Regions from separate parts of the Homo sapiens genome. Here region 1 is linked to region 2. A link is an interaction called in ENCODE POLR2A ChIA-PET data of the cell type or tissue named here. Cell type or tissue: OCI-LY7. All regions are shown on one strand. Links, peaks and the distances in the headings refer to the core of each region. The heading gives the core; the rest is flanking DNA. Region 1 overlaps GCSH (glycine cleavage system protein H). Region 2 overlaps PLCG2 (phospholipase C gamma 2).

The links. ChIA-PET counts read pairs that join two places held together with the same protein. Peaks named below come from ENCODE experiments on the same cell type or tissue, not always from the same donor. Only the 100,000 strongest peaks of a DNase experiment are listed, where the experiment ranks them.
Region 1: POLR2A ChIA-PET joins it to region 2 with 6 read pairs; 2 of 35 experiments call an interaction of 5 or more read pairs at or near these places.

Annotation. Positions count from the first base shown.
Region 1 is chr16:81,083,778-81,092,567 of GRCh38, forward strand. It overlaps GCSH (glycine cleavage system protein H), which reads right to left. Exons shown (of 5, transcript NM_004483.5): 2 at 6,824-6,903; 3 at 3,824-3,887; 4 at 686-817. Among named protein-coding and RNA genes, the nearest start is that of GCSH, 8.2 kb to the right of the region's middle. In OCI-LY7, for the core only: no CTCF peak of the experiment used is centred there; no DNase peak of the experiment used is centred there.
Region 2 is chr16:81,800,544-81,809,333 of GRCh38, forward strand. All of the region lies in intron 2 of PLCG2 (phospholipase C gamma 2), which reads left to right. Among named protein-coding and RNA genes, the nearest start is that of PLCG2, 26 kb to the left of the region's middle. RefSeq lists enhancers at 7,663-7,732, 7,743-7,852, 7,883-7,942, 8,233-8,342. In OCI-LY7, for the core only: a CTCF peak has its summit at 4,737; DNase peaks (open chromatin) are centred at 3,998 and 5,125; H3K4me3 peaks cover 4,228 bases; H3K27ac peaks cover 7,498 bases.

The DNA.
Region 1 (8,790 bases), core at 414-8,413, 720 kb before region 2:
AGATTATAAGGGTGAAAATGTGAGAAAACCAAAAATTAATGCAAAATATATATTTTTTTACCTCCCATGTCACACAATATGAGTGGCTGCTTTATGTCTGAAAAAGTAAATACTTTGCAGATGTTTACACCAAAACCAAAGAATCTACAACTGATATCAAGAAACTGCAAAATAAGGTAATGCTTTTATCATCAGAGATTTTTTTTTCTTTTTTTGAGAAGGTCTCGCTCTGTCACTCAGGCTGGAGTGGAGTGGTGCGATCTTGGCTCACTATAGACTGCAGCCTTGACCTCCCAGGTTCAAGCAATTCTCCCACCTCAGCCTCCCTAGTAACTGAGACTACAGGCACATTCCACCACAGCCAGCTAATTTTTGTATTTCTATAGAGACAGAGTTTCACCATGTTGCCCAGGCTGGTCTCCAACTCCTGGACTAAAGCAATCCACCCACCTTGGCCTCCCAAAGTGCTGGGATCACAGGCGCGAGCCACTGCGCCTAGCCAGAAATCTTAAACATAACTTTAAGTATTCAACTAACCTCTGTTTTTCTTTTAAAGCAGAACATCTCTATTTAGTACCAAGAAGTAGAAAAAGATGAAGTCACAATCAGCTAAACTTGCTTTAAATTCTAGATAAAATATTTACTGTAGTAGTAATTCCTTGAGAAATTTCTAGCAACAGCTTACCATCTTCATAACAAGATTTGTTTACAAGTCCTGGATTTTCTGCAAGAGCTTCATTAATTTCAGTTACTTCTCCTGATAAAGGAGAATAGAGTTCACTAGCAGCTTTCACACTTTCCAAAGCACCAAACTCATCTAAGTGGAAAAAAAATTAAAGAAAACATGAAATGTTAAAAGTCAGTTACTTGAAAACATAAAATACGAAAAAGTAGATTCCTGTCATACAGCTATGATTTTAAAATTCCAAATTTCTTTTTTTTTTTTTTTTGAGATGGAGTCTCGCTCTGTTGCCCAGGCTGGAGTGCAGTGGCGCAATCTCACGTCACTGCAAGCTCCACCTCCCAAGGGTTCATGCCATTCTCCTGCCTCAGCCTCCCGAGTAGCTGGGACTACAGGCGCCCACCTGCCACCACGCCCGTCTAATTTTTTGTATTTGTAGTAGAGACGGGGTTTCACTGTGTTAGCTAGGATGGTCTCAATCTCCTGATGCCGTGATCCGCCCGCCTCGGCCTCCCAAAGTGCTGGGATTATAGGCATAAGCCACTGCACCTGGCTCTTTTTTTTTTTTTTTTTTGAGACGGAGTCTCGCTCTGTCACCAGGCTACAGTACAATGGTGTGTTCTAGGCTCACTGCCACCTCTGCCTCCCGGGTTCAAGCCATTCTCCTGCCTCAGCCTCCCAAGTAGCTAGGATTACAGGCGCGCACCACCACGCCCAGCTAATTTTTGTATTTTTAGTAGAGACAGCGTTTCACTGTGTTGGCCAAGCTGGTCTTGAACTCCTGACCTCGTGATCAACCCGCCTCAGCCTCCCAAAGTGCTGGGATTATAACCGTGAGCCACCGTGCCTGGCCTACATTTCTTTAATTAAAAATAAAACCATAAGTTTTGTCAGGCTATAATAACCACGAGAAGGGTATATATTGTCTCAATAAAGTGGACCTATCTGTGTGTCCTGGACACAGTAAATAACAAATGGTGATGTGCCTGAATGCCAGATGTGTGTAGGTTCAGTAAAACTCCATGTTCTTGCAACTTAGCTGTGGCTCAGAAAAAAACAAAATGAAAACTTTAGAATGTTCCAGTGACAGTGAAGTACCCTGTATCAGATAACAATTATAAGCTCTGGGCCAGGCGTGGTGGCTCATGCCTGTAATTCCAGCACTTTGGAAGACCAAGGCAGGAAGATCACCTGAGGTCAGTAGTTTGAAACCAGCCTAGCCAACATGGTCTCTACTAAAATACAAAAAAATTAGCCGGGCGTGGTGGTGGGCGCCTATAATCCCAGCTACTTGGGAGACTGAGGCAGGAGAATCACTTGAACCCGGGAGGTGGAGGTTGCAGTGAGCCGAGACCATGCCATTGCAGTCCAGCCTTGGTGACAGTGTGAGACTCCGTCTCAAAAACAAAAAAAACGGCCGGGCGCGGTGGCTCACGCCTGTAATCCCAGCACTTTGGGAGGCCGAGGCGGGTGGATCATGAGGTCAGGAGATCGAGACCATCCTGGCTAACAAGGTGAAACCCCGTCTCTACTAAAAATACAAAAAATTAGCCGGGCGCGGTGGCGGGCGCCTGTAGTCCCAGCTACTCGGGAGGCTGAGGCAGGAGAATGGCGTGAACCCGGGAAGCGGAGCTTGCAGTGAGCCGAGATTGCGCCACTGCAGTCCGCAGTCCGGCCTGGGCGACAGAGCGAGACTCCGTCTCAAAAAAAAAAAAAAAAAAAAAAAAAAAAAAAAAAAAAAAAAAAAAAAAAAAAAAACAAAAAAAACACAATTATGAACTCTGAACTACTGGCCAGGAACGGCGGCTCATGCTTGTAATCCCAACACTTTGGGAAGCCAAGGCGGGTAGATCACTTGAGGTCACGAGTTCAAGACCAGCCTGGCCAACATGGTGAAACCCCGCCTCTACCAAAACCTCGAAATAAATAAATTAATTAATTTAAAAAATTAGCCTGGTGTGGTTGTGCATGCCTGTACTCCCAGCTACTTGGGTGGCTGAAAAAGGAGAATTGCTTGAACCTAGGAGGCGGAGGTTGCAGTGAGCCAATGTCGCACCATCGCATTCCAGCCTGGGCAACAGAGCAAGACTCCGTCTCAAAAAAATAAGAAGAAAAAAAAAAGAACAGTTTAAAAAAGGCTGAAAAGTTAACAGTCTTAGGGACCCTATAGGACAATATCAAGTGATATGACGAACATGTCTCAAATCAGAGAAGGAAAAAGGAATGAAGTGGGAAGAGAAAGAAATCATGACTAAAATAAGAAGTCTCCAAATTTAATCGAAAAAAAATTCAATCTACAGATTCAAGAAGCTTGGTAAATCCCAAAAGCAGCCAAACGTAACACACACTGTGTGATTCCTTTCATATAAAGAATAGGCAAAATAAACCTATGGTGTAGAAACGAGAGAAGAGGTCATCTATTTGACTAGGAAGGTTTATTTAAGTGTATACATTTGTTAAAACTCACTGAATTGTACACTTCTGGTCCATGCATTTCACTGTATGTAGATTTTACATCAAGTTAAAAAACTACCTTTAGCAGAATGTCTTAAAAGGGTATTCATTAGTTTAAGGATATTATCTAACATATCGATATTAATAGACTTTTTTTCTCTCTTTTTTTTAAAACGGAGTCTTGCTCTGTTGCCCAGGCTGGAGTACAGTGATGGGATCTCGGCTCACTGCAACCTCCGCCTCCCAAGTTCCAGCAATTCTCCTGTCTCAGCCTCTGAGTAGCAATTACTTTTACACCAACCTAATACTTGGGTCAAAAGCACTCTAATTGGCTGGGCACGGTGGCTCACACTTGTAATCTCAGCATTTTGGGAGGCCAAGGCGGGCGGATCACTCGAGGTCAGGAGTTCGAGACCAGCCTTGCCAACATGGGGAAACTCTGTCTCTACAATACAAAAATTAGCTGGGCGTGGTGGCACGTGCCTGAGACACAAGAATCGCTTTAACCCAGGAGGCAGAGGTTACAGTGGGCCGAGATGGTGCCACTGCACTCCAGCCTGGGTGACAAAGCAAGACTGTCTCCAAAAAAAAAAAAGCACTCTAATTAATCCAGGGTACAAACAAATTACTATTCAATGTAAACAAAATTCATGGCATGGATCATTCTAAGATCCTAAGAACACTCACCTTGTTTGTTCAATTTTGTCCCAACTTCAGGGAGACTACAATAAACAACATCTCCCAACGCTTCCTAAATAAAACAAGACAAAACCAAAAATCTCTAAGAAGTTATAACTAAACCCTCCAGTAAACAGAATAAGCCAAACACTGAATCCCCTATAATGAAGATTTAGTATATATTTTATACTGGAGGGGCTACATTCTTGAGTTTTCCTTAAAATCCTTTAAACATGTAAAAACTACTCTCAGTCAGGTGTGGTAGTTCACGCCTGTAATCCCAGCACTTTGAAAGGCCCAAAGTGGGTGTTATCACATGAGGTCAGAAGTTCGAGACCAGCCTGGTTGACATGGTGAAACCCAGTCTCTAATAAAAATACAAAAATTAGCTGGGTGTGGTGGCAGGCACTTGCAATCCCAGCTACTCAGGAGGCTGAGGCAGGAGAATCACTTAAATCTGGGAGGCAGAGGTTGCAGTGAGTTGAGATTGCACCTGTATACTCCAGCCTTGGCGACAGAGCAAGACTCCATGTCAAGAATAAAAATAAATGGCTGGGTGCGGTGGCTCATGCCTGTAATCCCAGCTCTTAGGGAGGCAGAGGTGGGAGGATAGCTTGAGCCCAGGAGTTTGAGACCTGCCTTGGCAATATAGCAAGACCCTGTTCTCCAAAACTAAGTAAAATAAAATGATTTTAAAAAACTATTCTCAACTCAGGAGCTGCAAGAGACCAGCCGCCAGCCAGATCTGGCTCACAGGCTTTAGCAACCTAACACAAGCCTCCTGCCCCACACAAGACTGCTAGCTCTTTGTTTTATTTGGTTTTGAGACAGAGTTTCTCTCTTGTTGCCCAGGCTGGAGTGCAGTGGCCTGATCTCAGCTCACTGCAACCTCTGCCTCCCAGGTTCAAGCGATTCTCCTGCCTCAGCCTCCCAAGTAGCTGGGATTACAGGTGCCCACCACCATGCCTGGTTAATTTTTTAAAATTTTTTGCTAGAGATGCAGTTTCACCATGTTGGCCAGCTGGTCTTGAACTTTTGACCTCAGATAATCAACTTGCCTCGGCCTTCCAAAGTGCTAGGATTACAGGTGTGAGCCACTGCGCCCGGCAAACACTGCTAGCTCTTCTGGGCATGAACATATTTGGTGTTCTTCCACCTCTGTAGTTTTATGTACACCATTGCCCCCAAAGCATTTGCTGAAATCCTGCTCACTGATTCTACAAATCATAGTCCTCACACCTTGTACTCCCTGAAGTCCCTGACTCCAGAAAGAAGTGGTCTCTCCATCAGGTAAGTGAATTACAACCCCACCGTTCCGATGCCATCATGTAATGTTTGCAAGTCATTCTCATGTAGGTAATTCCCCTCACAAATAAACTCTAGGAGGTAAGGACGACATCTTACACAACATCTCAAAAACTATCCAACACTGGGCCTCATAGTAGGTATACAGAGATGCCAAGGAAGATATAATTGTGATTATCAACACACAAGCATCTTACATGTCTGAGGAATTTTGTACAGTCACGTGCCGCCTAATGGCATTTTGGTCAACAACAGACCACATATATGACAGTGGTCCCATGAAATTATAATATAGTTAGTATCACTTGTCCAAAATGCTTGGGAGCAGAAGTGTTTTGGATTTCAGATTTTGGAATACTCGCATTATACTTAATACATGAGCACTCCTCATCCAAGATTCTGGAATCCAAAACGCTCCAATGAGCATTTTCTTTAAGAGTCACGTTGGTGCTCAAAAAGTTTCAGATTTTTGGAGTATTTCAGGGATTAGAGATGCTCAACCTATGCCATATTTTTACTGTACCTTTTCTGTGTTTTGATAGGCCAAGTGTGTTACGATTGCCTACAGTATTCAGTACAGTAACATGCTGTACAGGTTTGTAGCCCAGGAGCAAAGGCTGTACCATACAGCCAAGGTGTGTAATAGGCTGTACCATCTAGGTGTGTGTAAGGGCACCCTAGGAGGCTCACAGAAGGACGCAATCCCCGAGGAGGCAGTTATCAGAACATAGCTCCATCATTAAGTGACACGAGTGCATTCCCATCAGTTAACATCCCCCCTTCCCCGCCTCACCCAATACATACATCCAGTTGAAAATCACTGAACACGCTAGGATTTGGCTTCTCATTTTCTCTTAAACAGTATCGCCATATGGAATTGAGGGGAATTTACAGAGAAAAGATGGGCTGAATAAAAGCCTTCCCTTTGTGTCATCTGTGCCTATTGAGGTTTTCTTTCTTCCCGTCCTCCTGGTCACGTGTGTATCACTGGACCCACAAAATGGTGGCAACACCCTGCTCTTCTTTTTCCTCTTTCCTTAATTGCCCAGTACAAAACACACACATTTCCTTCTTGAATAGGACATGTTTCCTACTTTCAGTGTTAAGCTTGCAACATCTCTTAAAACACCACATAATGCCCTAACTAAATTATGTTTTACTTAATTCAACTCTGGTTGGTTTTCTTACTTTCTTTCTTTCTTTTTTTTTTTGGAGATGGAGTCTCACTCTGTCACCCAGGCTAGAGTGTAGTGGTGCAATCTCGGCTTACTGCAACTTCTGCCTCCCAGGTTCAAGTGATTCTTCTGTCTCAGCCTCCTGACGAGCTGGGATTACAGGTGTGCACCACCAAGACCAGCTAATTTTTGTATTTTGCAGTGACATGATCATGGTTCACTGCAGCCTCAACCTCCTGGGCTCCAGCGACCCTCCTGCCTTAGCCTCCTGAGTAGCTGGGACCACAGGCATGAGCAACCATGCCAGGCTAATTTTTTTTTTTAACTTTTGGTAGAGACGGGGTCTCACTTTGTTGACCAGGCTGGTCTTGAACTCCTGGCCTCAAGCAATCCTCCTGCCTCAGCCTCCCAAAGTGTTGGGATTACAGGCATGAGCCACCTCACGCAGCCTAAACACTTTTAAAAAGGTAGAGATAAAGCAAATCATGCAAGAGCACACTGGGACAAATATTTCAATATAATCCAATACCTGTGCAAAATTGCTGATTCCCACTGTTCCAATGCCATTTTCTGTTGTTACCCATTCGTGTTTCTCTGTGAATTTACGCACTAAAACAGAAGACCAACATTTCAGAAAAGCAGTAGCATTACTTCTTAAGAAGCACTTTTCATTACCATTGCTTTCAAAAGACTTTCCCAGAATTTCTGTTTGACCTGTTGACACTACCTTTAAATAGTGCATGGCTCAGGAAAGAATGAAGATCATGTATAGAGATGACGCATTTAAACAGCAGTACCATTTAAGCAAAGATGGCTTCATCTGAACACCTTGTGCATCTTTTGGAGATTGGATTATCTGCTTTAACATTACTTAGCCTAAATCACAAAAGAAAATTTTGGAGCATATTTCAAATGTATACTTAACTATTACTGGTCTGTCTTGCAGAAAAAAAAATCTGTGCCTCTGAAGACAAATTTGGGGTGATGAGGTTTAGGGAGGCAGCATAAAGATGGCTCATATAAGAAATGATTTAACCTAAAAAAAAAAATAACAGTAATAATCAGGTGCCTCTTTAGGCAGAGTTGACCTAAGAGAGCTTCAGTGCAGCTTGGGTTACAAAGTAAAATTTTACAGGAATGAAACTGACCTCCTGGAACAACTATAATTTGACTAAGTTCTTAAAATTCTACTTTAATCAAATTCAAGCCTAACCTTGAAGATAGCACTACCATCGCTTAAAGAAGAAAATTAAGATCACAACTCAACAGTCTTCTCAGAGCTAAGCCATGGGTTGGTGGAGAATCAAGCTCTGCTCACCACTCACTGGACAGGTTCAGCCCTCGACTTACTGAGCACTTCTCTAAAGATACGGTCAAACGATTCAGGGAATCCTGAAAGAAGGACCGGCCAATGTTCAAGAGTAAAAAGAGTTATTTAGGATATAAAGTTAAAAGTACTTGCCTTAGAGAATAATATTTTTTAAAAAGCATATGCTATATTAAATACAGTTCATATTCTGACACCAAGTATTTTTCTAAAAACAATGCAACGTAAGTTCATAGAAAAATGGTTAACTCAAATACTGTTTTAAAGAGGCCTCACTGGCTCATTTTACCCCTTACCCAAAGGATAGTAGTACTTAAAACAGCATTCAATTGCTTTGGTTACAGCTCTGATACGCAGCACAACGTAAGTAGAGTGTATAATTATTATTTTTATTTTTTATTTTTGTAGAGATGGGGGGGTCTATGTTGTCCAGACTGGTCTCAAATTCCTGAGCTCATGATCCTCCCACCTCAACCTCTCACAGTGCTGGGATAATAGTGTGTGAGCCACCGTGCCTAGCCAAGTATATAATTCAATATTGCTTTCTTTTCCCCTTAATTATGAAACTTTCTAAAGTTCATACCCCTTCAGTGGAAGAAGTCAAAAAATGTGTCACTAAGAAATTTATTTTGCTTCATTCCACTTCAAAGAACTGAATGTTTCAGGTCACTCTGACGTTCAGGTAAGAAAGTTTAAGATGTGTACACTGTGTTTTGACTGAAAGACTCTCCCTACCATCTTTACTAACTACTTCCGGTCTAGATTCAGAAGTCCGTTCCTGCCCAAAGGCTTGTCTAACCAAGTCTAGGTTCTTAGGCCAGCCAACATGCTCTTACGGCACCCTGTACCACTATCCCCCAGCACACACACGGTGCTGAACATACTAGAGATCATCTGTCAGTCTCCCCAGGAAGTAGGCTGTGTACCCACCAAGAAACAGCAAGGTTTATCTTATTTTCATTTGTTTTCCCAATTTTAAATACAGTGCTTGCCACATAGCAAGCACTCAAAAGCTGAAGGAATGAAATAATTTTTTTTTTCCTTAAATTATCATGTCGCAGGCCAGGCACAGTGACTCATGCGTGTAATCCCAGCACTTTGGGAGGCCGAGGCGGGTGGATCACCTGAGGTCCGGGGTTTGAGACCAGCCTGGCCAGCATAGTGAAACC
Region 2 (8,790 bases), core at 246-8,245:
CTCGTTCCGTTTTATGGCTGCATAGTATTCCATGGTGTATATGTACCATATTTTCTTTATCCAGTCTATTGTTGATGGGCATTTGGGTTGATTCCCTATCTTCGCTATTGTGATACTATTGCTATTATTATTATTATTATTATTATTGTTATTTCCAACCCTCTATGATAGGCAGAATAAACGCTCTCTGCTCCCAAGATGCCCTTGTCTTAATCCCTGGAGCCTGTGAATATATTACTCTATACGGCAAAATGCTCCTTGCAGATTGAACAGATCTTGAGATGGGGAGATGATCCTGGATTATCTGGGTGGATATGATGAAATCACAAAGGTCCTTGCAGGAGGGAGGCAGGAGGGTCAGAGTCAGAGTGAGACTGGAAGATGGCACCAGCTGGCTCTGAAGATGGAGGAAGGGGCCATGAATCAAGGAATGCAGGTGGCTTGTGCAAGCTGGAAAAGGCAAAGGAACTCATTCTCCCCTAGAGGGTCTGGAGAAAGCTTGTCCCAGTGATGCCTTGATTTTAGCCCCATGAGACTCATGACTTTTGCTCGTCTCCAGAGCTGCAAGATAATCAATTTGAGTAAAGCTATTATGCATGTGGGAATTCAGTAGCGTAGCGATTGAGAATAAATAACCCCCAACCCCGCAACCAACTTAGATGAGTTGTGATGTTTGCTTTGGATCTTTTTTGTTTTTAAGAAATAAAATATAGTTAAGTTCTCATAAGTACCCTTCCCTCCCTAGAGAAATCAGTATCATGATTTAATAATTATAATTCCCATTTCAAAAATTTTCATCCATGATTAACATATAATATGTTTTGCAGGTCTTTACATAAAAGACACTGCGTGGTGTGTATCCCTCAAGCAACTTGCATGTTTTTGCTTGACCTTGTGAAGATTTTCCATGTTGATGTAGCTTTATTTTAACATCCATGAGCAATTTCACTCAACAGTACAGCACGATAGATTGATCTGTCCTGTCAATGCTGGACATTTAGGTTGTTTCCAATCATGATACTCCCGATTCCAGCAAACACGTCTTCGCTATTGTTTGAAATTACTATAGGATTCTACCTTATTTTTTAAAAACCTATCTCCCATTTTTTCGATATTAGATAGTTGTTTTTTATTTTCTTTAATTTTTTTTTTCTTGAGGTGGTGTCTTGCTTTGTCACCCAGGCTGGAGTGCAGTGGCACAATCTCAGCTCACTGCAACCTCCGCCTCCAGGGTTCAAGCGATTCTCTTGCTTCAGCTTCCCCAGTAGCTGGGATTACAGTTGTACACCACCACGCCTGGTTAATTTTTGTACTTTTAGTAGAGACGGGGTTTCACTATGTTGGTCAGGCTGGTCTCGAACTCCTGACCACAAGTGATCCACCCACCTCAGCCTCCCAAAGTGTTGGGATTACAGGCATCAGCCATCACACCTGGCCAACATTTCATTTTGAAATGGCTTCCAAAAAATCTGTGGCTGTGCAGAGGTGCCCACCAACATTCTGTCTGGAATGAAAAAACTAGAAGTTAGCTCCTTCAGGTGAGTACAGTCTTTTTTTTTTTTTTTTTTTTTTTTTTTTTTTTTTTTTTGAGACGGATCTCGCTCTTTCGCCCAGGCCAGAGTGCAGTGGCGCTATCTTGGCTCACTGCAAGCTCCGCCTCCCGGGTTCACACCATTCTCTTGCCTCAGCCTCCACAGTAGTTGGGATTACAGGCGCCCGCCACCGCGCCCAGCTAATTTTTTGTATTTTTAGTAGAGATGGGGTTTCACCGTGTTAGCCAGGATGGTCTCGATCTCCTGACCTCGTGATCCACCCGCCTCGGCCTCCCAAAGTGCTGGGATTACAGGCGTGAGCCACCGCGCCCGGCCTCAGGTGGGTACAGTCTTATTCATGTCTGTACTTCCAGCTTTTGCTACCAAGTGTTCCCAGTAGATGCTTAGTAGATATGTGATATTGAATGTGTAACTGCTACCTTGACCTACCACCTTCTCTTGATGAGGAACCTATAGATTTGTTTTCTTTCTTTTTTTGTTTTTGTTTTGAGACTGAGTGGAGTTTCACTCTTGTCGCCGGGCTGGAGTGCAGTGGCGCAATCTCAGCTCACTACAACCTCTGCCTCCCAGGTTCAAGCAATTCTCATGCCTCAGCCTCCCAAGTAGCTGGGATTACAGGCATGCGCCACCACGCCCAGCTGATTTTGTATTTTTAGTAGGGACGGCATTTCATCATTTTGATCAGGCTGGTCTCGAACTCCTGACCTCAGGTGATCCACCCACCTCAGCCTCCCAAAGTGCAAAAGAAATTAATACTTTTATTGAGATAAAAACATTGTATACCCTATAATGTACCCCTTAATGTATACTGTTAAGTGGTTTTTAGTATATTCAGAGTTGTACCAACATTATCATAATCAGTTTTAGAATGTTTCATAATTTCCCCCAAATCCTATACATTAGCAGTCACCTCTACTTTACTTTCCCCCATCCCTGGCAATGACAAATCTACTTTTTGCCTTTACAGAGTTTCCTATTCTGGACATTTCTCACAATACATGGCTTTTTGCATTTCACTTTTTTTTTTTTTTTTTTTTTGTGAGACGGAATCTCACTCTGTCGCCCAGGCTGGAGTGCAGTGGCATGATCTCGGCTCACTGCAAGCTCTGCCTCATGGGTTCATGCCATTCTCCTGCCTCAGCCTCCTGAGTAGCTGGGACTACAGGTGCCCACCACCACGCCTGTCTAATTTTTTTTGTATTTTTAGTAGAGATGGGGTTTTGCTGTGTTAGCCAGGATGCATCTCACTTCTTTAGCCTAACATAAGGTTCGTTCATATTGTAGCATATTATCAACACTTCATTCCTTTTTAAGACTAATATTCCATTGCATGGATAGACCATATTTTGTTTATCCATTCATCACTTGATGGACATTTAGGTAGTTCTCTCTTTTTGGTTACTGTTTTCATTTTCTTTGTTCTTTCTTTCCTTTCTTTCTTTTCTTTCTTTCCTTTCTTTCCTTCCTTTCCTTTCCTTTCCTTTCCTTTCTTTTCTTTTCTCCTTTTCTTTTCTTTTCTTTTCCTTTCTTTTCTTCTTCCCTCCCTCCCTCCCTCCCTCCCTCCCTCCCTTCCTTCCTTCCTTCCTTTTCTTTCTTTCTTTACTCTCTACAGTCTCACTGTGTCGGTCAGGCCGGAGGGCAGTGGTGCGATTTTGGTTCACTGCATCCTCTACCTCCTGGATTCAAGTGATTCTCGTGCCTCAGCCTCCTGAGTGGCTGGGATTACAGGCGTGTACCACCACACCTGGCTAAGTTTTGTATTTTTAATACAGACAGGGTTTCACTATGTTGGCCAAGCTAGTCTTGAACTCCTGGCCTCAAGTGATCCACCTGCCTTGCCTCCCAGAGTGCTGGGATTACAGGTATGAGCCACCGTGCCTGGACTCTTTTTGGTTATTGTGAATAATACTGCGGTGGACATTCATGTACAAGTTTTTGTGTGAACACATGTTTCCATTTCTCTTGGCTCTTTGCCTAAGAGTGGAATTCTAGGTTATCTGTAACTGTTTAATCACTTAAGGAATTGCCAAGACTGTTTGCCAAAGCAGTTGCACCATTTACTTTCCCACCAGCAATGTATGAGGGCTCCAACTTCCCCATGTCCTCGCCAACACATGTTAGTATCTGTCTTTTTGGTTATCACCATCCTAGTGGAGGTGAAGTGTTATGTCATTGTGGTTCTGATTTGCATTTTCCTGATTGCTCATTGCTCTATCTTAAATAGTTGATGTAATAATTTCCTTCTAAACATTGGCTTTCTGTAGACAGTGTCCTATTTTCAACTTTTCTGGGCCCCAGCATTGTCTTCTGGCATGGGGTTGGTGCTGACTAGGGCGTAAATGAATGAGGCAACTCTGGATATGTTAGCTTGCAGCACATGGGCATGGACACTGATTGGCAAGGATGTGCTTCTTGGCTTGAGTCAAGAATCATACATTTTAACCATCACTTCTGCTTTTTTTGTGGCACAAAAGGACCATTTTTTGAAGTTAGTAACCTGTCTTAGTTCCCTCAGTAGATGTTTGTCCAAATGTTGCGGTGAAGCATAGCACAGACTTTTCATCATTTCAAGGTTTAACGCCTCAGCCCAGGGAGTGTATATTTGGTGACCGTTTTCCCAGAGCCCTGGAAATGCTTCTTCCTAACTGTCCACTTTGAGCTCCTCTGCCTCCTCTTTGGCAATCAGTTACCTCCTAAGAGGAACCTGGAGAAATGTCATTGGGAAGTGCTGCTGGCACCAGGATGAGAGAGTGTTCTTGAAAGCTTGGGAGCAGTATTGAGCATCTGCCATGTGTCAGTATTGTGCTGGGCACTACAAGCTCACATGTATCCATGTGATCATGTGTATGGGTATTTATTTGTAGTGTCTAGTCATTACAATCTGTCTGTGAGTTTTGCCTGGTTTACTCCTAAGTACAGTGAGCTTCAGTGATTTGCCCAAGGTTACCAAAGTTTTCAGAGGAACAACATCAGACACTTTTCCCCAATCACCATGTGCCAGAAAACCTTTAGGTTAAGAGGTTAACAAGACAAGCCACAGATAGGGGAAAATATTTATGAAACAAGAGCTGATAAAGGACCCATATCCAAAATAGGCAACTCTTAAAACTCAACAATAAAAGGCCAGGCTCGGTAGCTCATGCCTGTAATCCCAGCACTTTGGGAGGCCAAGGTGGATGGATCACAAGGTCAGGAGATCGAGACCATCCTGACTAACACGGTGAAACTCTGTCTCTACTAAAAATATAAAAAATTAGCCGGGTGTGGTGTCGGGTGCCTATAGTCCCAGCTACTCAGGAGGCTGAGGCAGGAGAATGGCGTTAACCCAGGAGGTGGAGCTTGCAGTGAGCAGAGATTGCACCACTGCACTTCAGCCTGGGTAACAGAGCGAGACTCCATCTCAGAAAAAAAAAAAAAAAAAACAAAACGCAAGAAAACAACAAAAAAAACCAAAAACAAAAGCTCAACAATAAGAAAACAACCCAATTAAAAAGTGGGCGAAAGATCTGAACAGATGCCTCACACCCCCTTCCCCCACCCCACTCACAATGCTTTGCCATCCATGTCTCCATCCTGCAGTAGCCAAAGCTGGCTGCTTCTGGACCACTGCTGTGCAATGGAAATACAGTGTGAGTCACCAATACCAGCCATGAGAGTAGTGTTTTGTTTTGTTTTTTTTTTTTTTTGTTTTTTTTTTTTTTTGCTGTTATTGTTGTTTTGTTTTTTAAATAGAGATGGGATTTTGTTCTGGGTGAAGTGAATCAAACTCCTGGGCTCAAGTGATCCTCCCAGCTCAGCCTCCTGAGTAGCTGGGATTACAGGTGTGAGCCACTGTACGCAGTCATGTGTGTAGTTTAAAGTTTTCTAGTTGCCACATTCATAAAGGTAAAAAGAGGTGAAACTAACTTTATTAATAAATTTTATTTAACTCAGTATATCCAAAGCATTATTATTTCAACATGTATGCAATATAATTATTAACGAGATATTTGATTCTGGTTTTTGGTCTGTGTCTTCAAAATCCAGTGTGTGTTTTATACCTATAACACATCTTGATTCAGACAGATTCAATTCTGAGTGTTCAAAAGCCACATGTGGCTAGTGGCTACCATATTGGATAGCACAGATCTAGATTATACCTCTTTTGTCCTTTTGCATTACCTGCTTCCGTGGTCCCCAAGCAGCAAAGGCATTCTCCATGTGGCAGGTACTATGATCATCATAGTGGTGCTCCCTGTGTGTGTGATCAGGTAGCTTTAATTTCCCACAGAGACTGAAAATGTGGAAGTGTGTCTACCAGCTTTGCCATCTGTCCTAGATTTAGGTGTGACATCTGATTGCTGGGCCCGAGCATCCAGTGCCAGCTGTACTTCTGCAGATTACTGGGTAATCACAGTAGAACCTTTCTTGGGGGTTGCTTTTGACCCAGGCAGCACTGCTCAGCTTGTGGCCAGGGAGCTTCATGACCATTGAGAGTAGGAGTCTGCACCATTACATGATCATAGGATAGCCTGCAGACATGTGATTCGTGTCTTGTAAGTTGTAACTGAGTAAATTTTTATATATGGAAAGAAATAGAATGCTGAAAGGGGGATCATGAGGGTCCAGGTGTGGGGCTGGGGACATGGAAGGCCTCACTGAGAAGCTGGCATTTGAGCAAAGGCTTGGAAAAGTTGAAGGAGTGGGCTGTGTAGATAAGTGTTTTGAGGGCTTCAGGAATGGCCAGGACAAAGCCTTCGAGGTGGGGCATGTTCTGGGGATAGCCAGCCAAGCAGGGTGATGGGGGCAGAGTTATGGGGAGGAAGCAGGGGTCACATGACCCAGGGCTGTGGAGGCCTCCATAGCACTCAAGCTTTTCCTCCAGGGAGCCGGGAGCCATGGGAGAGTTTGCAGTGGATGACGGATGACTGATATGGCCCCTCGGGCTGCTCTGGTTGGCTTTCTCCTGAGTCGTCCATTCTACCTTCTCGCCAAGGCTTCCTAGGTCATGTTTCAAGTCTGTTCAATGCATTTCCTTCTCCAGGTGGTCAGTGGAGACCTCACAGCAGAGGCTTATCTTGTTGAACGTGGTGATTCATGTGGTGATTTCACAGGGTCAGCTCCCCATGTCTTGTCCCAGCGGTGTCCTCCTCCTACATCAGGAGAGGGAGGTCAGCTCTGGGACCCAAGAAAGGGCAGGGTGCCTTGGTAACCCTTCTGCAGGCTTGAGGGATTGGGGCAGTGTGCATCTCTGCGAGGAGGGCACTGAGGAGGATGGGCTTCTCAGATCCTGGGCTCTGCCTTCTGGATCTGAGATCCAAGTTGCAAAGGAAGAGCTGGTTTCAGGCTGAAGCATTTTTTCAGCTTCATACAAGGCAGGAAGCCCATCAAGCCCCCACATCGTCATCATTGTCATCACTGTCACTAACGCCACCATAAGAGCTGACATTTATGTAGTATATGTTTATGTACCTGTTACAGCTCTAAGAGCTTTCCCTGTATTATTGCTTACTTAATTCCACAACTGTATGTGTTCAATACGCATTATTTCCATTTTACAGATGAGAACATTGAGGCATAGCCCAGGGTCACTGTATTAGTCTGTTCTCACGGCTATAAAGAGCTACCAAAGACTGGGTAATATAAAAAGGAAAGAGGTTTAATTGACTCACAGTTCAGCATGGCTGGAGGGGCCCCAGGAAGCTTACAATCATGGTGGAAGGTGAAGGCGGGGCTGGCATGTGACATGGAGAAAGCAGGAGCAAGAGAGAGAGGGAGGGAGGTGCCACATACTTTTCAACAGCCAGATCTCTCAAGAACTCACTGAATATTGCAAGGACAGCACCAAGAGATGGTGCAAAACCGTTAATGAGCAATTCATCCCCATGATCCAGTCACCTTCCACCAGACCCCACCTCCAGTACTGAGGGTTACAATTCAACATGAGACTGCTGCGGAGACAGATATGCAAACAATATTAGGTTGTTTCTACCTTTTGGCTATTATGAATAGTGCTGCTGTGAACATTCATATGCAGGATTTTGTGTAGATGTGTTTTCCTTTCTCTTGGGTGTACACCTAGGAGTGGAATTGCTGGGCCATGCAGTAACCATTCATTTAAGCATTTGTGACTACATTTAACCTTTTGAGGCACCACCAGCCTGTTTTCCAACGGGGCTACACTGTTTTGCATTTGCCAAGGCCTGTTGGCTGTTTTGGAGGCAAACCCCTCCCCTTAAGTTCCAAAGAAGTGAATCCCCAGTGTCCTGAGGTCAGAATGTCCAGGGCACCCTTTTAGAGAGAGAGGGAGGAGGGTCCTGAGAGACTGTACTGGAGAGGCTGTGTGGCCCCAAGCCCACAGCACTGAGTTTGAGTCTCAGCTCTGCCACCTACCACTGTGCAATCTTTTTATTTTATTTTATTTTATTTTATTTTTGAGATGGAGTCTCCCTCTGTCGCCCAGGCTGGAGTGCGGTGGCATGATCTCGGCTCGCTACAACCTCCGCCTCCCAGATTCAAGCCATTCTCCTGTCTCAGCCTCCTGAGTAGCTGGGACTACAGGTGCCCGCCACCACGCCTGGCTAATTTTTTCTATTTTTAGTAGAGATGGGGTTTCACTGTGTTAGCCAGGATGGTCTCGATCTCCTGACCTTGTGATCCACCTGCCTCTGCCTCCCAAAGTGCTGGGATTACAGGCGTGAGCCACCTCACCTGGCCACCACTGTGCAATCTTGAGCAAGCTCCATAGCCTCTGTGGGCCTGGCCTCTGTTTCCCCCTATGCAAAATGGGGCTTATCAGAGCATGCTGGAGGGGCTCCCATGAGATCAGGGGAGACATGAGCTTGGTGTAGTTTGTGGCCTATTGGACCTGCCTGATGAAGGTTGCTGCCTGTGAGGTTGGTGGTGTCTACCAGGCATTGTCCTCTAAAATATAATACTCCTATTCTAGGGGTGAGGAAGGAGTGTGGGTGTGTGTTCTGAGTAGCTCATGAGAGAGTGGGAACCTGTGCTAAGCCAGGCCTGGTCTCTCTGAGCATGGTGACTTGGACTTGTTGCTTTTGTGGCAGGGAACTGAAACTGTTGCAGACACTCTTGGCCTGACCTTATCCCCTCAGCACACACCTCTGCACACCACAAGCCACTTGCTGGAAACACCTGTGACTATGCCTGAGGGCTTCTGCTAGCCTGTGGTGCAGGATAGGCTGGGAGTGCTGGGGTGTTAGTGCCTCCAGGGGTGGCATGGCTGGGTGGGGAATCG